3 separate regions of the Homo sapiens genome follow, and regions 2 and 3 are each linked to region 1. A link is a loop called in an ENCODE intact Hi-C map of the cell type or tissue named here. Cell type or tissue: endothelial cell of umbilical vein. All regions are shown on one strand.

Region 1 (8,000 bases):
TAGTAGTAACTTAACTTGCATTTGTTCCAAAATGAATTTCATGCTCAACTTGTTTTTCTTAATTAAACTTCCTTTAGCGGTCCCTAATATGTGTATTATTAAAACTCATTAGTCCCATCCACAATTGCCTGTCATTTTTTTGACTACACATTCATATATTGAAGTGCTGTGTTGCTATATATAGGAAGAAAATTAAATAATAAATATGGGGACTTGAACGTTTTATGAGTGTCAGGATGACAGACTGCCTGCAAGGCCCATAAGGTTTCACACAAAAGAGGCATTACTGCTAAAGCTAACATGCTGACACATCTCTGATCTATAAAGTCTGCAGTAATGGCAGCAGTGAAGCGCTTTGCCATTGACTAGAATTTCTCTCACATGCAACGGAAATAGGCACAGAAGAGATTATACTGACTGTTATAAAAAGAATTCATATAAAAATCCCCCAAAAGTTTAATGTCTAATAATTTCAAACTCCTGGAATGATTCACTAGTTTTCCCTGACTTCACTTAAGCTTCGAGTTGACAGTCATTCTCTATCACACAGGTTAGCTACCAAATGGCTGTGGGGATTTTTGTTTGTTTGATTTTACTTTGTTTGGGGGATGACTCTTGAAGGCAGAGATTATTCAGATCATTTTATACCAACATAGTAATATTTGACATTATCAACATTATTTCATTAATAACAGAACAAAAGTGACCAGCAAATGGGTTACTATTAAGGAATCATTTTTCTTAGAAATCATTTTCTTAGAAACAGAATGTTGCTATCCCACAGGATTATATGGTTAGCTACCTCATGATGTTTTAAATTATCTCTTAAAAAGCAATAAAAACATTAGACTCATCATGAGTGTTCACAAATTTGATATTTTTCAATGCTTGGCAAATTCAATATGTCAAAAACTTGAATTTTAAATTAATTGAAAGTTGGTTTTTGTTCTTTTTTATTTCTCAATAAAGCAAAAGAGATGGAAGATTTGCACTTGGAAGTGTCATGTGTTAAATTTCAACAAGTCATTTAAAAATAATTGCCCTTATCACTTTGCTTCTAATTAAGAGTGTGTTGCTAACTTCTTTTTAATGTAAAATAACATTTAATGTAGTTAATCATCTCAAAATCATAGAAAGAATCTATAGCAAATGTGTTAGCTTTTCCTGAATGTTAGGCCAGTTGCAACACATAAAAGGTTTTTGAGGGACAGGTGCAGCTGTCAAGCAAAACTCCAGTGAATGCAACATCAGTTTTTACATAGTGATAAGCTTAGAGGAATCCAATGTTATTTCTTGTCACTTATATCAGAAACTGTGCTTGCAGATTTCCAGGGCTAATTGACAGCTTCCATCTCTTTACCCCAAACTACCACATTTTGTGTTACTCTGATAGAAAATTCACAACTCATCAAGGCTACCATGTTCTTTTTAATAATTAGGACCAAAAACATGTATTGGGTAAGATGGAGCTAAATGGAATTAATTTTCTAAGTGAATTCCTCAGGTTTTTCAATAATTCCTAGAACAATCCACTCTATTAGGGAGAGCATTTATCTAACTGGGTACCTTGCTCTTCGTTTACTGGCCGCAACTTTTTAAAAAATTTTGGTGTGTAGTTTTGTATATACTTATTTCCATTGTTATTGGCTTTCCAAAGTGGATTTACTACCTACAAAGTTTACTGAAAGTTTTGTGTATGTACTGCTTGTAGAAACAAAGGATACAGCCCCTCCAAGTAGATTATAACAAAGAGAAGGTCACTTTCTCCCTTTTCATTTTAACTGACAAAAGAGAATATAATAGGGGAGTAGAAAGTATTGTTTATTCTGACAGAAATGTATTTTCCAGGCACTACAAAGGCACATTCAGTTAAGTCTTCCATTTTAACACTATGGCACATGCAATGACTACTGATTTAATGGTTTTGGAATATGCAAATCAATTTTAAAAGGACCTTCTTTTTCATGTTTCAAATTATCTATCTATTTTTATATCAACAGCCATATTCTCTATTAGCTTAAAAAGAGAAATTCCAACCCACCTACCACTCACCTTCATTACTTATTTGCTATTACCACTTAATGATATTTGCTAGCTGTCTTTTTAAAATCCGTTTAAACTTTGAAAATATTTTAAATACTATTAGACAGTGTGGCTAGGATCAGTGGCTAGACTGTGCCAATACACAGAACATCCATTCTTCTACTCTCAGTCTGCACGTGAACCACGTGACTTATAGCAGAGTAAAAAGAGACTAACCTAGCTTCTCAGATATCGCCTTAAAACTAACAATTGGGTTATAGCAGAGTAAAAAGAGACTAACCTAGCTTCTCAGATATCGCCTTAAAACTAACAATTGGGTTTGTAGAAACTATTTATTGTTATTTCTATAATCTCTAAATAAGCCTACACAACGTCTACTGAAATAAGAAATATCTACCTTTTCCACTTTAGAATTCCTGGGAGACAAAAGTTTTATATTTTGCTATTTCATCTTTAGAAAACAAATCTCACATGCATGCTTCAAAATTAGATTTCAGAAACACACATACACACACAAATCCAGGAAGAAAGTTTGGTTAGACTAATCTTTTAATAGTCAGAACGTCGCATGTATCTGGAATTCCTGAAAAAAAGTACTAGAGAATGAGTGTGCTTCAGATGACATTGAAGAGTTGCCTTTTGATGAGTTCACACACACAGACTTCAGTGGTAAAACCACAAAGGTATCTGCATACAGTCATAATCTGTAAACCAGAAATCCCTGAAAAAAGGTAACACTTTTATTCTAAAGATTAGAACATACAAAATGTATGTTTTATCTTTTATCTATCTCCATTTTATTCCAAAGCATTTGAATGTCTACAAGTTTAAAATTTAACGAATTGGCTTTAAAAAAAAAAGCCAACTAAAATTGTGATGTTGAAGTCTCAGATTCGTTAACCTACTGAACACATTTATATACATCCCTCAAATAAATCAGTTCTTTGTATGCAATTGTTCTGAAGCTACGTGGACTCCAAAATTACTTCAGAATAATATGCTTTTCTGGGTTCCAAAGCAACTTTTAGTTGCCTGAGTCAATTCATATTCACTGATTTGAGTGATTAATTATAGCTGCTGAAATTGATTTCCTTCTGCAAATAAAGATGAGTTTTTCTTGGGAGCTACAAAATTCTTAAAAAAAGAAAAAAATTCCTGAATTCAGCTGCAAGAAAATGTCTGGGAACGCGCGCGCACCGCTCAGTTGGAAAGAAAAGCCAGTAAGTGGCGAGGCAGGCAGGGCAGGGATGCATCAGAAATGCAGCCGTCTGCCTGGCGCACTCGCTAGCCTGGGCCCTCGGCAAAAAGCCTGCAACGTCTTCCTGGGCTGCTCCAACTCGAAGAAAGTTACCTCGGACTTGTATTATGGAAAGTCGTGCAAGTGAATTACAAGACAACATGTGTGGCCAGCCACCCACTTCTACTGTCTCTATCCGGTGCAGTGACCCTGTAACCCTTTAGTGTCCGGTTGAGAGAAGCGGGAAGCGGGAAGGGGTAGGAAGAGAGGGGTGGGGGAGGAGACAACATGAAAACAGCCAATTCCCCCTGCAAAATATCCCCCTAGAAGCCACGACAGCCGCAGAAACGGCGGCCGAAGCACCAGCGATTTCTACTTGGGCTTTTCCGCTCTACATGCAGGTTTTCCAAGGCACCGCTGCCTCCTCTCCTTAAAGTATTGCTAGGAGAAAGCACTGGATCTGGGAAGCGTCTCCCAACTGAGAGATTTTCAATGCAAAGTTGAGAGCTTGGAGAGCTGCTTGGCTCCCCCACCGACGCCACAAAAACAAGGTTTTTTAGCTCGATCTAGGTAGCTCCCTAGCGATCCCCCCGGGGATGCGCGAGGTGGTTTTATATTCCCCTTTCTCTCTCCATTTCACAGGCACCGCGTCCGCATCACCTTCCGCGCAGTGGCACAAAACCCTGGCAGCCCCCTCCCAATAAAAGAGCCACAAACTTACCCTCAGCAAGATAAATCCACAGAGGGAGCCCCCTCATCTTTCCCCGGTCCCTTTGCAATGATTCAAGGAGACGGTCTCTACAACACTTCGCCGTCAAATTCAAGCTGAAATGGTCCAAGTATTTACCAGTTTCTAGACGCTTTTTTGAAATCTCGAGCACCCGGTAATTCTTGTTCCAGGATTCAAGACGCTTCCTTTTCTCTTTTTTTGCTTTAAGCATCCGCAACCCCAGTTTTGCACCCCCCCCTCCTTTTTTATTCACCCACGGACACTTCTAAAACGTGTCGATTGATCCTTTTTTCTCTCCAGATGCAACCACGATCCAGAATCCTGGGGACCCAAAGCCACCTCCATGTAAATCCGACCATCAGGCAAGAAATACAAATGATCAAACAACGTTACTTCTTTCGGCTGCAATCAGATAATCCTACTAATCCAATAGATTTATCTCGATTGGAAATTGACCTCAAAAATGAATTCCCGGTGCTGATGTCCAGAAGAACAATTTCATAACCCTGTTCGGGTGACTGAAAAAAAACTCTGGTTTCTTTCTTTCTTTCTTTTTTAAAAAATCTTTTTTGGATTCTGGGTGCACTCCTCGCAAAAAAAAAAAAAAAAAAAAAAAAAAAAAAAAATGCCGAGGACCCTGGTTTTACCCTAATATAGGTTTCTACTCCAAATCGGTGCAGGATGAAAAATGGTACAAAGATACCCCTAGTGGCTCCAGGCGATATTGCAGGGATCTCACTTTTTTTTCCCATCCCCTCTCCTCACCTTTTTTTTTTTTTTTCTTTCTGCCCCTTTAGATAACTGGCTACTGCAGTAGTTAAAGAAGGCTGAACTGCAATTAACATGAATAGTATATGACTACTTGAATACAGCATCTGATGTTTCTTTGTTTTACGTTTAAAGACTGAATCTTCTGTGTTTCTGTCTCCTCTGGATTCTATTTTTTTTTTTTTGTCTACAAAAATTTCCCCAATGGCAGTTAGTAGCTAAAATGCCAATTTGAGGCAATTCGGTGATTTCAAAGCAATTGTATTTGTTTCTTTAATAACTATCGACCTAAAAGAAGCCTCACTCTTCCTGAGATATGCTGCTTTTAGAAAAACATTTAAAATTTTATTTCCTTTAAAGGAATATGATTGTGTGTGTGTGTATTCTTAGATAATCTCTTACTCATTTGGGACTTTTAGTGTTCATTCAGCAAAGCAAGTGATAGCTCCTGTAAGCCTGTGGTCACAGAACAAGACCTAAGAGTCATTACATAGGCCTCAATGTTGCTTACCTGAATGCTTTTAAATTCAATGACCTCAAGATTACCCCTAGCATTTCCGACAGGCTCCAGAGAAAGAGTCAATGCAAGGAATTTCAGGACTTTGTTTTCCCAAGCGCTCTAATCACACTTTGAGGGCTTGAAACACAAATTGGGCCTAGTAAACTAGAGAAGTTGAATTCTCTTTCATTGTGAGGGGTTCTGTAGCTGCAAGCAGTCCAAGACACTCTTTTTTAACTGACTAAATAATTAAGCCTTTTTAGTGTACAAGGTGTTAAGGAGTCAAAAGACCTTTCTTCTACCACTGGTGTTGCTATTAATTGGCTATGTGACTTTGGGCCATCACTTTTTGGCCCACGGCTAATTTATCTATTAACACTAAGGGGTAAACCCATATAAATCAATAAATATACATGTTCCTGGATGGGAGAATCAATATGGTAAATTAATCTATAGAAGTAATGTAATTATTAATAAAATCTACTACAATTTTTTTGTGGAAGCCTAAAAGTTAATTCTAAAATGTGTTTGCAAGGGCAAAGGGTAAGAAATTATCAATATAATCTGAATAATCTGAAGAAAAAGGTTCAGGAAGTTCCAATATGAACTATTAAGGCTTAACATAAAATAACAGTAACTGAGGCAATGCAGATGTGGTTCAGGGCTAGAAACTAGTCCAATGGAACAGAATAGAAAGTCCAGAAAAATATTCATGGATTTGTGGAAACCTGATAAATAACTGGTGACATCAGAAAGCACTGAGGGAAGATGACATATTCAGACACTGAATTAGCCATATGAAATAATGATAATACAAGATTGCAACTTCACATGTATGTATGTTAAGGTGGGTTAAAGACCTAAAGATGCTGAGCAAAATTTTACAACATTTAGAGGGAAATAGCTTTATGATTTTGGGTAGATGAGAACAGAAAGGTTTACTAAACAACATAAAAAAGCCAAAGTCCATAAAGAAATAATATTAAATTTGATATATTAAAATAAAGCAATTATATAAATCAAAATGTACACTCATAAAAGATATTTGCAATGCATATAATCAAAGAAGGATTACTATCCAAAGTACATAAAGGGGCTTATAAAAGATAAAAAATATAATAGGAAAGAATGGGTTAAGGAAATGAATAGTTGATTGACAGAAAAAGATTCTCAATGTCCAATAAGCATCTGAAAAAGGTCCTCAATCCCCCTAGTTATTAGAGAAATGCAATTCAAAATAATGAGATTTTTGTTTCCCAGTCATGAAATTGGCAGAAATTTACAAGTCCAGCAAAACTTAATATTGATGAAAATGTGAAGAAATTACAGAGAGTATATGATAGTACAAGTTCAGAGAGCAGTTTAGCAATAGTTGAACATTTTTATGTCCTATAATCCAGTTTTTCCACTCCTAGAACTATTCATTCCACAACTATTTGAAAGAGAAAAAAACAGTAGGAGAGAGAAATAATCTAAACACCTTCAGATAAATAGCTGGACAAAATATTTATAGAATATTCATATACTGCAATAGTAGAAACGGTAACAAGAAAAATGAATGTTACCTCAGCTCCTTGAGTTGATATAAATGAATCTCAAAAAATATAATATGCAGCAACAACAACAAAGGATGTTGCGGAAAGATGCTTATAGGATGATGATATTTGTATATAAAATTCAAAAACAGGTAAAATAATTACATCTATTATATTTGATCACATACCTATATACAGCAAAATATATCAACATGTATGATAATGACAAACATGATATTCAGGGTAGAGGTTACTGTGGGGAGGGTGCCAAGTAAATGAAATTGGAAAGGCATCACCAGAAGCTTCAACTGTATCTACTGTGCTCTATTTCTCAGCCTGAATCTTGAGTACATGGGTGTTTACAATATTACTATATAAATTGTTTATATGCTTTAAATATTTTATTAAAATTAAAGATTTAGACTACATTATTCCTGTGAATCTTTACCATATTATAAAATTTTCTAATTAAGTCTGAAAAAATGAAATATCAATATTTCATAATGTGCTTTTTATATGGAGATTTTTTTAAAAAACTGTACTACTAAATATTTCTAAGAAGTGTAAATGGAATGGTGCTTATTTACTTCTATAATTGATATTAGAAATTCTAGCTAGGAAGCAAAAATTACCACCTAAATGGGAAAATATGGTTGAAATTGAAAAAAATATATATGTAATCCTCAACTAGCTCTTTCTTGTATTTTCCTTTGATCTCACAAATAGTAACAGGGCCTCTGAAATTGTGAAACAGTCAATCAACTGATTGATCATGTTCAGTCTGACCAGTTAACTAAAAACTACCAAAGCCAGAGTAGCCATAAGCTGAAATTACAACATGAAAGAAAACTCACCCAGAGTATTTAAAATATGTATGTGAATTCAAATAAGAAGACTTTGTTGATATGAAATATGGGGACTGGAAATCTCATTTCACAATCACTAGGCATTATATTTCATAATCCATGCAAAAGAGATACCAAATATTAGAAAAGGCATTTTTTATAACTCAATTGAGCAGTTAATACTATTCAATGCACCCTGGACTCAGGAAAAATGCTTGAGTTAATTGTCAAACAATCAATTTTCAACTATTCTGAATAGATTTCCTGGAAATAACCAAAACAGATTTGTGATAAGGAAATAGTGATATGCCAATTTAATTTCCTTTGATAATAGAAAGATAAG
Region 2 (8,000 bases), 420 kb before region 1:
TACAGTACATAAACAAGGTCTTAAATATAGTAGAAAATGTAAGAATAAAGATAACTTTGTTAACTATTTGATCATTTAATTTTTACAAATCTAATGAGGTAGATATAATCCCCATCATACAGACGGGAAAAACAGGACACAGATAGACGACATATTTTATCTACTGTTACATAGCTAGTAAATAAAAGAGACCCCAGGCACCTCACTCAGGAATACATATATTAAGTGCTCTTCTTTTATTTCTCTATATAAATTTAGTTTTGTGGTAAAAAAAAAAAAAGTTCAATTAAGGTGGCAAGAAAAACCTTAGCAACTGCATGCATGAACACAGTATTGTGTCTGCTCGTAAGGGGTTGTGGGATTGTGTAAACTGAGATCAGCACAGATGCAGCAGAGGGCTTATGCTGAGTACTCATCACAAGAAATAGGACAGGAACAAGTTGACAGAGTAAGTATAGTTTATGTATTTGAACTTAACAATAGCAGGGATTTCCTACATGACAGAGTCATATATATTACATTTCATTGGTACATTCATTTAATGAATATTTATTGAACACCTACTACATGCCAGGCACTTACATTAGAATCTAGAGATACAATGGGAAGCAATACACACGAGGTCCCAGAAATTATGGATTTTCCAATTAGTAACACTTAAAGGGATCATCAGCAACTTTATAAGGAATGGAACTAAACATTTGATATTAGAGGTCATAGATTATAATAAAACTACCTTCATAATTAATGGGACATACAATTCAAGGAAAATCATTACACCTCTGATATCCCAGTTTGTTCATCAATGAAACAGAGATCAAATTATAAGACTATTATATCCTTGGATAAAAGGTACATTGAAGAGGCAAAGTCACATTAATAAATGAAGATAGCATATAATACTATTTAATAAGAAGAAATCTTCATTTTATTTTCATTAGGGAAATATTAATTACTGGATTTGACCCAGACGGACTTGTTATCTTAAATATATCAAATAATCTTTAGAGGCTTTTATCATTTCCTGCAGAAGTAATAAAGATATAACTTGTAAAATCAGAAGTTAATTAAATAAAATCTATTTTATAGTAAAATGATGTTATGATTGAGATTTAACACGAACGTAATTTAAGACATTGTTATGACTCTCCCAGTAACTGTACCTGGCCACCCTTCATCCTCTCTCTCTATATAACATTTTACTCTGTTTAAACAATAGATGCTAATCTGATGCTTTTACATTTTGATAATTTCTATTCCATTTTAAAGTTTAAGAAGAAATATTGTTTTTCCAATTGCTTACCAAATTATCATCTTTGCATTCAGAAAATAACCAACTAAAAAGAAGCCAACATAGATCCACAGAGATTCTTCTTCCACATTTATCTAATTTCGTTAAATAGAATTACTATATTAGTAAATGAGAGTCCAAGAATGTTTTTGTTTTAGCAGAGCACAACCTTGGGTTTGACCATTTGGGTCAGTTACTTAAGGATAAAAAAAGATATATAAAATTTGAAGATACTACACAACATGGAATGATAGCTGTTGCAAGAAGTGACCGAATCAAGATTCAAAATTATCTTGACAAATACTAACAAGCTACTATAAATCTACACAACGGATAACTTGACAAACAGGCTTTTACTTTCAAAATATCAATTGTGTAAGCCTAGTTTTGTAGAGAATCCTATTAGCAAGAATTCATGGGAAATTATCTGATAGTTTGTATTAATAATATAATTTTTAAATGATTCTAACTAATGTTAATAAAGATGTAGTAATAACAAAGCTAACAGGAATCTTTGGGCTACACAAATTGAAGTTCAGATTCCAGATCACTGGAAGTGATCACTGCTTGTGGATCTGATGCTCGATTCAATTCAGAGAACCATATTTTAAGTGACACTGAAAAACAAAACCCAATCCACAGACATGGAAAAAGAAATTGCAGAACTGCATGTGGATTATTTTAACTCACTTATAAAGTTTATTCCAGCATTAAGATTCTGTGATTTCATGCAAAATAGATACCACTATAGAGTACGCTTTCATCAAACAAATCTGATTAAATGCGTTACATATCACATATAATCTTTGATTATAGACTACAGTACTTCTGAAATCTGAGTTTTGCATTGAAAATTATTATTATTTCGATACATTCAATTGCAAAAAAATACCAGTCCTTATCATATTAACCCAGGGGAAGGCATCTAATCATTTAGGATTTGCAGATAAAATAGATAAAGGTCCTTTCCTCAAGAGTCTAATTTTCCATCTTTCTTTAAAATAAAAACAAATCCTATTTGTACACCGAAATATACAGAGAGAGATATGTTAGAGTTTTTAAAAATTCTTTCTTATTCTTGTAGAAAAATATATCTATTGAATTAAAATCTTTTAAACTTGTTTTCAGGCTAAGCAGGATTTAGAATATGAAATAAAGAGTTTCCACAGATCATTTGGTTTGAATGTATATCTTGACTCCATAATTTACAAAAGTGCTTCTAAATTTTAATGTGTGTACAATACACCTACGTATTTTAGCGGGCCTCATATTATGTATTTCCGGCAATCTCCCAGGTGATACTAATGCTACTGGTCCATGGACCACTCATTAACTGACAAGGATTTAATAACTTTGCTTCAGTGAAGCTATCAATTAAATTCAAATAATGCCTGCCAAATATATCAGGTAAAGTGAAATAAGTTATTTTCATAAAAAGAAAATAACCTTTGCAATAGTCACTTTCTTGCAAGTCCATAGCCCCTCTGATATTATTCTTCTGAATAATGTCACTATTATTCCTTTTAAACACTATTATTCCTTCTTTTTTTCCAGCTCCTCCACCTCAAAGTGTGAGATTCTCTCTGAACAAAGATAAGCTTGTTTCTAGTTAACTCATTGCCACCCAGCCTCACTCATCCTCAACTTTCTGCTATCTTCCTTTGGTATGATTCTCAACTCTTTTCTGCATGCCTTTGAAGTCATCTATATACTTCTCTAATTTCTCTCTGCTAAAGCATTGACAATTGATGGATAAATGGACTACTCACGACTTTATCCTGACCTAGCTTAAAATCTTCACTTACAAGTATAAAAGAATTTCTACTTGCAATGAATAGCTTGCAGCTGCCTGACCCTAACAAAGTCACAAATAAGAGAAATTGGAGCAGCACCAGTCTGTTTTACTACTACCTCCACTTTTCCCTCCATTTTTTTTTCCCCCAGGGGGTGCTATAGAATGACTTCTTTGCCAGGCAAAAAAATTTCACTAGAAATTCACTGTGGTTTTTAACATTTGTCAGTTTCCAAGAGATACAAACTAAAGGTCAATTTCATACATTGTTCTACCTATTAGCTATTTCATGAGGGGCAGCAGTTCTCAACTTGTGGTACCACTAGAATCATCTGAGAAGTATTAAAGAAAAAAAAGACTGATTCCCGGAAGTGTTAAAAAATATGGATTACAGTAATTACTGATTACAAGTCATTAAGTAAAAATGATTCACTTAACATTTTAAGTGTTAAAAAATACTGATTTTAATCCGAGCATGGTGGCTCACACCTATAATCCCGGCAGTTTGGGAGGCCGAGGAGGGTGGATCACTTGAGTTCAGGAGTTTGAGACCAGCCTGGCCAACATGGTGAAACCCTATCTCTACTAAAAATACAAAAATCAGCCGGGCATGGTGGTGGGCAACTGTAATCCCAACTACTCAGGCGGCTGAGGCAGGAGAATCACTTGAACCGAGGAGGCGGAGGCTGCACTGAGCTGAGATCGTGCCACTGCACTCCAGCCTGGGCAACAGAGCAAGACTCCATCTCAAAATTAAAAAAATACTGATTTCAACCTCCTTCCCCATAAGAGTCTCATGCCTTTGAGTAGGGCCCTAATCTTGTTTTTTTTTTTTTTTTTAAATCTGTCTAGGTGATTCTGTTACCTTAACTTTTCCTACTTTCATCCATGACTCCCATATTTCTATGGCATCTTTTTATCCATGTCATAGCATTTCTTTCTACATCAGAGTTTCCGAAGTGCAGCTCTATGGTCATTTGGGACTGGAAAATTATTTGTTTGGAGGTTATTCTGTACATTATAAGATGTTTTTACATGAACCATCTCCAGAAATTGGCAAATGTCCCCTAACAAGCAAAATTACATTGAGGACCACTGCTGTACATCATCATCATCATCCCATTTCCTTGTCACCACCACCATCATCATATTAACCAATGCTTTCCATATGCCAGATACTCAGCTAACTGTTGTACATGGATTATCTGTTTTATTTAATCCTCAAAATATAGTAATGAGGTACATATTACTCTATTGATGAGGAAACAAGGTCAGAGATGCATGGGTGCAGAATATAAACCAATATATGTCTGCTTTTGACTCAGGGGACTATCCTCTTAACCCCTACAATACATTTTACTTTGTAGACTTTTAGTTACTGATCTTTTCTCAAGACTGCAAGCATTCTGGAAGTTTATCACATAATGACTTAACTTCAATTCCTGACACAGAGTAGGTGCTGAATTAATATTGACCAAATTAAATGGATCTAAAGGTGAGTTTATGTTTCTTATCCAAAACTTACTTCTATTCCCAATTTTCTGATTTTTTTTTTTCAAAGAAAAAAATCTGTTTCTAACTCTAGTACTGAGTTGTCATTTAATCTCCCTCTCGCTGACCCTCTCAGTGTTTAGTCTGTCTTGCAAGCCCAACACTTTTCTGGTCACCTCAGACCTTTGAAATTAAACCAGAAAATTTTAGCTTTGCAATTCAAAAACCCATTTCAATTTTGCTCTCATCTGTTCTTCCCTTTCTCTCCATGAAAAATATTTTAGAATGTTTTTTCAAAAGTCTTTTGCTGATGCATTCTCTGTACAATTAAATCTTTCATTTGCACCCAACATGCAAAGTAGAATTGAATTGTCTGTGGAGGTGGGTGGGGAACAGGCAGTGTGCACTCAGCTGGAGTACCACACCATAGACAATACACATGGAGTCCTTGACTGGGCTCCCGGGATAACCTGGGATTCAGAGAAAGTCAGGAGAAGACCAGTGTCCACCCATCTGCCCACTCAGCAGAATTTAATTCTGGCCCACTGCTAATCTGACACATGTCTGGATATGGACATGTTGTCACAATGAAGAAGTCAAGTCTTACCTTTTCTCTCTTCATTTCATGTATGTATTTAAATCTATCCATTACTTAAGTTCAACTAACCTCATGAATTCATCTTTACCATCCTCCAGCAAAGGATGGTAAAGCCTTCTTGCCCTCATTGTGTGACTTTCACATTTGATGCTTTATACATTTCACATTACACAAGATGCAAAGATAATTTCTTAATTAAAATACTAAAATTTTATTAACTAACCTTGATTTACTCAACTTCCTGGATTAACTATGGCTCTCTGTTACCTTTTTAAAACCTACTGACTGCTTTTCAATACCTACAGAATCCAAAAGAAGGTAGGATTCGCTCTGATTCATCAACTCACCTTGCCTCCATACCTGGAGTTGTCTGCTTGCGAAAACTATTCCTGACATTGTTTATGCCAGTTGAATTTGTTACATATATAAATTAATTATTTCTTATAAAGATGAAAACGAATGTGAATAGAGCATTTGCTATGAAAACTAAGTTAAATGTTACGGAAAAATTCAAGTTGCTGTAAATTGGATGTGAAGGTGCAAAAATTATAAATAGAAATTCCTGATGAGAAATTTTCTTTAAGGTTTTACACTAAAAAAATGGAACCTGGAAATCTGTAGTCAGGGTATTATAGATGAGAAACAAGGAGAGGAACCATCATCAGTGGACCAAGTCACAAACGAAAATACTCAGTCTTGCATCAAAGATTGGTACAATAATATGTACTTGCCTGTTTCAAAATAATAAAATGTTTAAGGTATCCACCACGTAACTCCTTATTATGATTCTTTGCTTTGATGGGCTTTGCAAGATCTAGTTATACCAGAAAAAAAAAAACCTGTTTGTTATTTCTTCAAATTAATGACTCTAGAAATTCAGGCAGTTACTACATTGTTTAACGCAAATTTTTACTCTTCTTTTGAAAATGCTGTTGTACTTTGAAATGTTTTGCCCAGTTTACTTATTAGTAACATGTTTTCACTCTTCAAGGGTGGATTCAGGTCTTTAGAATCTTTCAATTGAAAGGTCAATTGAAGCTACTTTTGTGAATAAAATAATGGTCACACTGGGTAATACCAGCTTTGGGCAAAATGTGGTATAACTAGAAAGGAAACTGATGCCTTTGTCTTACAAATTGTTCCTGCAGGCAAATGAAGAAGTAGCTTCCCAAAATGTTATTAGGACTTTGTTAAAAATGAAGTGGTGGTTGGAGAATAAAGGTCAGTATTTTTTTCCAAACATATTCTATGAAACTTCCATTATTTGTATCATCTAAGTCTCAGCAATTTTCCCATTATTACAAGATGTACGGTTGAAATTATATTTCTGGTTTTTTACAACATATATTTAGAGGTATCAAAGGTAAAATCATTTCCTAGAACTCCTCTAATGTTATTTATGACCAAGTACTTCAAATGAAATTCAGTCCTAGAATTTTTAAAGCCTTGCTGAGTAGAAGTTGGAAAAAAAAAATATCATCTCAAAGCTTTCTTGAAAACTCCTTGAAATCATTTTGGGGCAAATTGTTCTTGTGTTCTGGGAAAACCACCAAGAAGACCTTCTATTATGAGAATATAAGCAGTCATCTTCTTTGAAAATGGATGAGACTTTTATTCAATTGTAGCTCTAAGGAGCTCATCTGTTCTGTCAAGTAACAAAGAGGTTATTTTATGGAGCATCTAGAGTTTCACTGTCCTTCTAGAGATACTAACTCCTGTAGAGAAAAGTTTCTAAGTTGGAGAAAGCATGCTCTATGCCTGAAGATTATTGCTGATCCTTATAGAAGTAAGTGTGTTTCCTTTGTTGGTGTGTGCGACTACGGCTAAGAGTTTAGACACTGAAGATGAGCAGGTGAAGGAATTATTTGAAAAGGATGTTTATTAGACTATAATGGGTAATAACACTTTCAGACCCAAGTGATGGCATTCAGCATGAAGTTGGAGGGTGCATGTAAGTGAATAATGTGCAGAGCTCCGAATCACACCAATATTTCAGGGGTTGATAGCTTTGAGATAACTGGAATCAGCATGACCACTGGTATCCTGAAAGGAGCAGTCATAGAACAGGGAGTGACTCCCTCATGAGAATAAAACAGTGCAAGTAGACTTATGAGAATAAAGTCTCATACATTTTATTGCCTCCTGAGAAGAAAGCAGTGTAAGTAGACTTAATTCTTAACACATGGCAATGTTTTGAAGACTGAAACAACTGAATTCTAGGCAATTAAATTCCTAGTGGGCAAGGAAGAGATGAAAGTATCATAATTTGGGCTTTAATAAAAGTGATGTTTTTTATTTGATACACATAATCAAGTGAATCCTGACATTGAAGGTACATTTTATTGTTTCTTCTTAATTTATTTGAGCCACATGCTGAAGGGAAGTCAGAACATTACGAATTACCTCCTCTACTTAAACACTCAAAGAAAATGGAAGTTTCCTCCTAAAGTTGTAACAGTGTGTTGTAAGCTTGGATAAATTCCATGTGAATGGAAAAGCTTCCCTTGAAGTAGGATGTTCTGATTCCCAAAGTAATATGGCAATGGGGAACCTGGCCAACGAAACAGCAATGGATGAGGTGAACAGAATGACTGCTTTGAAAGCAGGTTGTCTAGGATGGAAAGGCTGCCTGTGACCCTCACTAACAGGTAACACACGAAGAGCTATGTATCCTTGTTGGGCTTTACTTTTCTCCTTCATAAAACAGTAAGAACAAGAGGGCCTGCCAGGAGGTTTTGCAGACTGTGAAGGTTAGCCATAGCCATCTCCTTGGCTAATCTCAAGTATGGCTCAGTCCATACAGAAACTCGTATTGATGTTGCCCAGTG
Region 3 (8,000 bases), 150 kb before region 1:
TTAATTTATCAATAATGATCAATTTTGGCCAACATTAGTGGGTAGGTATATGAAAAATATAAATATATATTTCTACTTTGAAGTCATAATCATATTGTAAGTGAATTGGGTTTAGATTTTAAGGTTATTTTACACTTTAATGGTTTACTAGCACCTTTAATATTTTGTAGGTACTTGAATTTCCAAGACAAAATTATTTTTTTTTTATCTGCAATGGCTCTTTTCTCATACTGCAACCCTCTCCAAGCCTCCCTTCTAAAAAGATGGAGGACTTCATCAGAAGTCACAAAGGAACAATTTTTGTTCAGAAATAAAAAACAAGTCAGAAGGCTGAATCTCATCTTACAACTATGTTCTGGTCCCCTTCTATGTTTATATTTCCCCTCCATTTTTTTTGATATTGGTTCTGCATAGCCATCTGTAAAGCATATTCCCCTGGACTTCATGCTTCCCAGAACATTACACACAAACTGTGCATATGTTTTTCCTAAACTTAGTGATCACATTTGTAGGACTGGTGGAAGGAGAGTGGGGGACGGGAAAAATTTCCTCCTTTCTTACGCACAGAAATCAATCAGCAATTTCACTTCTGTGAGTAAGAAGTGGAGAAAGGAAGAAAGGAGAAAGAAAAGAAGGTAGGTAGAAAGCATTCTCACTTCTATATACTGTATTAAGTAGCCAACATAAAGCTAGAAACGAATCAAGCTGAATTCATTTTTACTCTATTCTCACAATGCTGTTATCTTGTCTCTAACCTAGGGCATCCACTTCCTTCAGTCTGTGCCTACCTCCCAAACATGAAGTCTTCCAACTTTTCTGTGCTTCCATCTGCTTGGTGTCTGCCTGAGAAAGAGGTTTCTAAGAGCTACTCCAAAAACCAAAATCACCCTCAAGGAAAGCATGAAGATACAAAGATAAAATATATATTTTTATAACATGTTTGAATGACTCACAACACAAAAAAGCATTTCAAAATGCCACCTGTAATTGGAAAAATAATATTTATATGCAAAAGGTATTTTAAAAAAATTATGTGAATGTCACCAGTCCCTTGTGCAATATGAGTCAACTTTGGCCCTAAGAGTGACAAGTCTAACCAAATTGTCAATCTTTAATGTTATTTCAAGACCCTAGGCAGAAAATTATTACACAGCCTCCTGTGAAAAAGGAATAACAAAAATAGCAAAAGCAAATTTCATCCCCAAAGGGACTCTGCTCCTCTCCAAACTTATCTCTATGCAGATTTGAGACAGAAGAGTTGGCCTGGTATGCAAGAAATCAGCCAGCTGACAACAGCTTTCTATGTTGCAGAAGAATGAGAAGTTAAATGTATTTCATGAACCAGTAAGAAATTTTAGTCTTATAAACTTGTAAGAAGGGTCTTTTTCCTAATCCTTTGAGTTTGATTTGCAGCAGTCTGAAATGTGAGAAAGAATTGCTTCATTAGTATTTTACATTGCTCTTCTCTTCTCTATAAATTCAAGTGGCCAAAGATGTACTGGGAAAAAATAAAAGTGTTTCAGTAGTTCCATGTGCAAGGGAGAAAAGGAATGAAAATAAACTCCCACGTATTAAAACAACAAAATATTCACTTTTTGGACTAAATATTGCTAGAACTTTGCATTTTGGTTGTTACTTTTTAAAACAGTAGTTGGAATTTGAGTGAATCATCTTACTTTTTGTATCTTATGCCCATACATAGTTACAGGAACCTGGAAACTGGAATATTACTATGGACATGCAAATTAATAGAGCTCATAAGGGCAACTGAAGTTCATTCCCTTCTTCAGAGTCCTAGTGGACCCTTATTTGCATAGCTGGATTTATAACTGACAAATACTGCATTAAGTTTAATTCTTAAAGGAAAAAGAAAAACCTTTGCAGAGAAGAATGTTGTGCCACATTAGTCATAAAGATGGAGACCTGTACATAATCTAAGAAAAGATCCATTATTCCATGCTCTTTATTCTGCCGTTGCTAATACCAATTGTCCTGATCACTTTGAGTCAGAGTTCAGAAAAAAGCAATTGCAATAATTTGTTGAAGATATTAACTTTGTCAGGGAAAATTCCTACTGAGGAAAAATAGAAGAAAAAGAGTTTCTTAAGGGGAAAAATGTGATTTATTCAGATTGCTTGTTACTAGTGAATTAATAAGGCCAGGTGCAGTGACTCATGCCCATAATCCTAGCACTTTGGAAGGCAGAAGCAGGAGGATTTGCTTGAGGCCAGGAGTTCAAGACTAGCCTAGACAACATAGTGAAACCTCATCTCTACAAAAAATAAAAAATAAAAAATTAGGTGGCTGTGGTGGCACACTCCTGTAGTCCCAGCCACTTGAGAGACTGAGGCAGGAGAACGACTTGAGCCCAGGGGTTTGAGGCTACAATGAGCTATGATTGAGCCACTGCACTTCAGCCTGGGCCACAGGGTGAAACCCTGTTTCTAAAAAAAAAAAAAAAAAAAAAAAAAAAAAAAATAGAATTATCCACAGAATCTAATTATCTGATATAATTCTCAATAGACTGAAAACACAACATGCATGTCACTTTAGGAATATACAGTGTTTATTATCTTGAACTAAAATGTCAGAAATGTGATCAGCCAAATAAATTAGGCTCTAAGGCCTTAACATGATCATAATTCTAAAGCCATCAATATTATAAAACCAAATGTTATTAACAAAACCAATAAAGGAATTTCCTAAAATGAAAAAATGTAATTATAAGATGCTTTCTGATTATTTCTGCAGGAATAGCAGACATCCAGGACTTTCATTAGCTTTAGTATTTAATAATTAAAATATAACCGCAAAGTCTACTTGATGTGCTCACAGAAAGAAGTAACACTAGATAACCGGTAATATTATATCTTTTGTCATTTGATATGTCAAATGACATAAAACCTAGTCATTTAGGTTTTATGCTCATTCACTAGATTTAGTACATCTAAACTGAAAATGCACTATCCATCAAACAATGTTTTTATTTTCTTGTTGAATTTGGTGGTATGGACAATGCTTTTTTGCAGGAATTTTTACACAAACAGTGTTCCTCCCCCGTGACAAATGTCAAAGGCCATAATTTTATTACCTTTGGGACCATATGCATTTTTGAAGACTGAATAAATTAGTCACTATTAAGAGAGCTGCATTCTAATACACAGCAAAAATGGTTTATATACAGAAGAGTGAACTTGAAAAGTGGTGTCATAAACATGCACCAAGATTTCAAGGTGAAGTTAGGAACCTCCTTGAATCTTACCCAGGAGAAAAAGTGGTACACTTGCAGGCAATATGCCTGAAGCTCTCCTGGAACAGTATCTTCCACTTTCACCACCCAGGCCCTCTGTTGTGGAGAAAAGAGTGTATCCTTCCTCCCTGACAGTACAGCTGCTGAAAGCTACTGCAGAAAAGGGAACAATGATTAGAGAAAAGGGAAAGGGAAAGAGAGAAGGAATGAAAAGGCATTAAGCTTATCAATTCCAGTGATAATTCAGAAGCTCTAAATGAGATTTTCCTTCTAAAATGTAATTACCCCTATAAAATAGAAAATAAGAACAACCATTCCTGAAAGTTTTGCAAGATTTTCAAAAAAATATCTATTCTAAATGCATTTATAACTCAAGCACCACCTGCTGGTTCAAATTGGATCTTCCCACTCACTCAACAACTCCAATCAGCCAAGAAGACAATTCAAGTTTTCATAGGAATGAAGCAAGAAGACTACTGATTTTTAAAACCAGATTTAAGTTGTTTTGCTAAAATGTATAACCAGCTTTATATTTCCATCTCGTATTTAAACCAAAAACATTAAAAATGTACTGTTATAAAAATTGAAAGATAATTTTTGATATAAAAGGTATAATCTGTACATACCATATTTGTATATATTTCTGTGGTTCATCACCAATACTCTCATTAACTACTGTTACAAACATTATCTTGCTAATGTTTATTTTTATTATCATAATAATTTTATAATACATGAAACTTTCAAATATCTTAATAAAAATAAACTGATATGTTTTACCACACAGACTAAATAAACATCTACTAATAAAAGTCACTATCAAATGAAGAGGCTTGTAGAAATGACTCACTGTAATTTAGCTAGTTACCTTTTCCAGTTCTTCAACAATGAAAATTTAATTCTTTGAGAATGTGTCTTAGAATTAGGTCACTGAATCAATTTTGCATTTGTTTAAAAAACCGTCACTTTTTGCCTCTTTCACAGAAAAACTAACCTAAACTAAAATAAAAATAACTATTTTCACTGTAACTACTGAAATATACAGCTGGTTATCTCATGAATGAAACTGCAACTACCCACCCCGAACCCAGCCGCAAAGTGTCCCTGTTACATAAATGTTTCTAATGTATTAAAAGCAGCTATGTGCAGCACTTACAGACACGGCCTCAAAGCCTAACTAGTAGCAGCATCTTAGGGCTACATTAACTGTGTATCCTAGGCAACCAAGTCATGGCTAAAGCATCACAGTGTTTGTTTAAAACGTGATGTGGAAAGCAATCAGAGGAGCTTCAATTCCAGGGAAATTCCTTTTCAATGTAAGCCTCACACTGTATCAGAGTGGTGCTGTTTGCACCATTATAATTAAGAATGTGTCACCATATTCATTATTTTCAAGGTTTTGTAACTCAGCTGTAAAAAATTAGTCATAGTAATTAAAAGATGGAAAACATCTAGTTATGCTAAGATGTCCTACTGGGGCATTTAAGGTCCTAGTGAAGGGGGTTTAAGCAATTTAAATGAGAGATAATATTTTATCTTAACTACCTTAAAATACTATCCTAACCACTGGTATATTAGAGGTATGTTTGAAAATAATTGTAAACAACAATTTAGTTTGTACTTTTCTTAATAAAAATATACATCATCTATTTTAACACCATAATGATTATGATTTTATTCCTCAGTGAGTTTATCTTTTCATTACTCTGTTAGCAAAGAGCAGTATTGTTCTTTACAAAAAATGTCTTTTTAATTTTTTGACCACTTCCTGAACTCAGTCATAATACAAGAACCTAAATCCATCTCATTTTGCACATCTCCTTTATATATTTATATTTCTATGTAAATTATAGGTACAGAATATTGTTCTAGGTGAATTATTTTTTAAACAGAATTTGTATTTTTCTTTTTTTGGTTTCCTTATGCAATAATGAAAAATGTTTCTCATGCTGTTTTTCAGATTGAAGAAGGAACCTGAATTTTTTAAAACAAAAGGAAGCAGTAATTGTGGTAGAGAAGAAAGGATAACTAACCTTTACTGAGAGCCTGCTGTAATAGCTACACAATACTATTTATCACATATTTATTTCATCTCATCCTCTCAATAGTTCTGCAGAAAAGGTAGTATTTCCCATTTCATAATGAGGAAACTCACAATATTAGTGGGACCTGGATCCAAAGTCCTAATATTTTATACGATTTGTGCATTTCCAAAATAAAAACTTGAAATTGAATACAGTCCATCTTATATTTAAATGATTTTACAAAATATTAGAAACAAAATTATAAAGTAACTCCATCTTTCTTTCCATTCTTCAGATTTTATTGCTATGTTTCATGGTCATGTTTAATTAACAAATGTATACAACTTATCAGAACTCAAGAATAAAATGAAACTAAGGGTTTCAAAAACCTATTTCCTTTAAAAATCTGGTAATAACACAACTTACATTATGCATAAAATAGTACTAAATTTTTCCCTAGAAAAAGAGAAATTGTCATCTAAGACTCTATGTGAATGATATCGGAATGAAAACAGTCACAGATTATACGGTAAAATTATTCTGCAGAGCCGCTCCAAGAGACAGAATAGCCCCTTGGTGATGGCCAAGGGATTTCTCAAGGCACATATCATGGCCTCTTTGAAGCCTTGCCCAGATTGATACGTTTGCTTTCTCTTTAAAATTCTGAAGTTAGAAAATATTATTTCCTCAATTATTTTCAAAGAGAATATATCAGAGATTTTATTATCTTCTACAGGTGCTCAAATCTGATGTTCCGTAAGTAAGCTTTAAACATTTTGTTCTATTTAAAAGAAAGACCTTTTAATAAATAACTATATTTTGTTTTTATATTGGAATAGTTGAGAAAACAATTTGCCTATTTCCTCATTTTTTTATTTGCAGCGTGTGAGGAAAAAAAGATATGAATTACTTAATACTCTCATTTCATATGGAAAAGACAAGGCAAACAATCAAGGCATTAGATAAGTGCTGTCCAGTACAGTGACCACTAGCTACTTGAAGCAGCTATTGAGCAACCTGAAATGTGGTTAGTCTGAAATGAGTGTAAAATACCACTGAAATTTCAATGCTTAGAATGAAAAAGGTGTAAAAATCTCATTTTCACAATGATCGCTTGTTGAAATGATAATATTTTGGAAATAAAATATGGCCATTTACCTATTTTACCTATTTCTTTTCTTTTAGTGTGGCTACTAAAAAATTTTAAAATTACATATGTGGTGCAAATTTGTAGCTTTCATTCTATTTTTGCGGGGGGGGGGGAGCGGTGGGGCAGTAGTGTGTTAGACCTCAAAACATGAGGCATGAAAGTTTAGATCTGAAATCACTGATATTATCTACAAGATATTTCCTACTACAATTTTGTTTTACTCTTTCTCTTGTATCCTGGTATTTCCAATATAATTGATAAATTTATATATAATCATGTATATTGATATATAATAATATATAAGCATATATGCACTGAACTCCTTCCAATGTTATATTTTCAATATCTAAAATAATACCTGGTCAATAGTAGGCACTCAATAAATAGTTTTTTTTTCTGTATTTCGAATTAATGCATTTTTCTAGCACCAAACACAAGTCAGAGATAGAGGGCAAAAAGAGGAAATTCTGCCTCACTGACCTATTCAGAAACTTTAAGTCCCATAGGTGAAATATCTGAAACAAATAGATATGCAAATGTAAAATGGAATTTTTGAAGCATTTGACAGAATATGGAAATTGGTAATCAGTAAAAATTTTCTATGATTGGATTACAGAACCACCAATGTATGGGTCCCACCACATACACATTTATATTGTGAGTGACCTGGACATTTGACAATGCATTCACCTTTAATATATACAACTATAACAATAAAGCTATTTTTAAGCTTTTATCAATGCTGTCAATATTTCTCCGTAAAAATTAAACTTAGCAATGTTATTCTTTTACAAGCAGCAGAAATTCCACGTTGCAGATTTGCATTCCATCAAAGGCATTATAATAAATTAAGAAGAATCATTAGAAAAGCTTACAATTTTGCATATTGCTTCACCAAGACTTCAAATCTGTGTAAGTGTGTGTATTTTAAACCATCCACGCAACTTATGTCCCTGGGTAAAATAATTTTAGAGATTACAAAAATCTTTAGATACCAAAGCCTAAAGAATTAGGATAGATGGAAACAAAATGAAGTTATTGTAATGCCCAAAGACTCAGAGGCTCACAGAAGACCAAGGAGTCTAAACATAGGAACAAGAAGTATTATCTGGGTTAGGAATCCTTGATCCATTGATGAATCTGAACTCAACAAAAAGTGTTTTGTTTTGTTTTTCGAGAATTTTAAAGCTGAAAATACATTTTCTGGGAATTGCTCAGCAGTGGATGGAATGACTGAGAGATAACTTGCTTGGTGGCTCTTAAGTCCAACTGATATTTTAAGAATCCTGGTTTCAAAAATTACTACCAGTATGACCTGGGTTTATAAAACCCCTCAAAGTCTTAGTGTTTTCATTTTAAAAGTATATGACAATCATCTCAGCAAAATAAGATTCCATCAGGTAATCTGAATAAAGTATTCAGTACAATGTCTAGCACATACTGATGGTTCAATGTTTATTATTTGCTGTAGTTCAGATATGTTATTAATTTCCTAGGGCTACAGGAACAAATTACCACAAACTCGGTGGCTTAAAATGAGAGAAATTTATCCTCTCACAGTTCTGGATGCTTGAAG

Evidence for each region. A loop is a pair of places that touch in the nucleus more often than their neighbours do. Peaks named below come from ENCODE experiments on the same cell type or tissue, not always from the same donor. Only the 100,000 strongest peaks of a DNase experiment are listed, where the experiment ranks them.
Region 2: it touches region 1 in a loop (12-fold over the local background); 8 of 110 quality-filtered maps call a loop at or near these places.
Region 3: a loop joins it to region 1, with 7 times the contacts of the local background. A loop is called at or near these places in 5 of 110 quality-filtered maps.

The regions. Positions count from the first base shown.
Region 1 is chr3:173,581,036-173,589,035 of GRCh38, reverse strand. All of the region lies in intron 1 of NLGN1 (neuroligin 1), which reads right to left. Among named protein-coding and RNA genes, the nearest start is that of NLGN1, 190 kb to the right of the region's middle. In endothelial cell of umbilical vein, a CTCF peak has its summit at 4,703; DNase peaks (open chromatin) are centred at 3,595, 3,685, 3,815, 4,715 and 1 weaker place; H3K4me3 peaks cover 1,463 bases; H3K27ac peaks cover 1,101 bases.
Region 2 is chr3:173,997,978-174,005,977 of GRCh38, reverse strand. All of the region lies in intron 4 of NLGN1 (neuroligin 1), which reads right to left. Among named protein-coding and RNA genes, the nearest start is that of NLGN1-AS1, 81 kb to the right of the region's middle. In endothelial cell of umbilical vein, a CTCF peak has its summit at 3,190 (motif pointing right); no DNase peak of the experiment used is centred here.
Region 3 is chr3:173,728,860-173,736,859 of GRCh38, reverse strand. All of the region lies in intron 3 of NLGN1 (neuroligin 1), which reads right to left. It overlaps LOC105374225 (a long non-coding RNA gene), which reads left to right and starts at 936. Exons shown (of 2, transcript XR_924728.4): 1 at 936-1,015; 2 at 5,211-5,484. In endothelial cell of umbilical vein, a CTCF peak has its summit at 3,640 (motif pointing left); a DNase peak (open chromatin) is centred at 3,639; H3K27ac peaks cover 411 bases.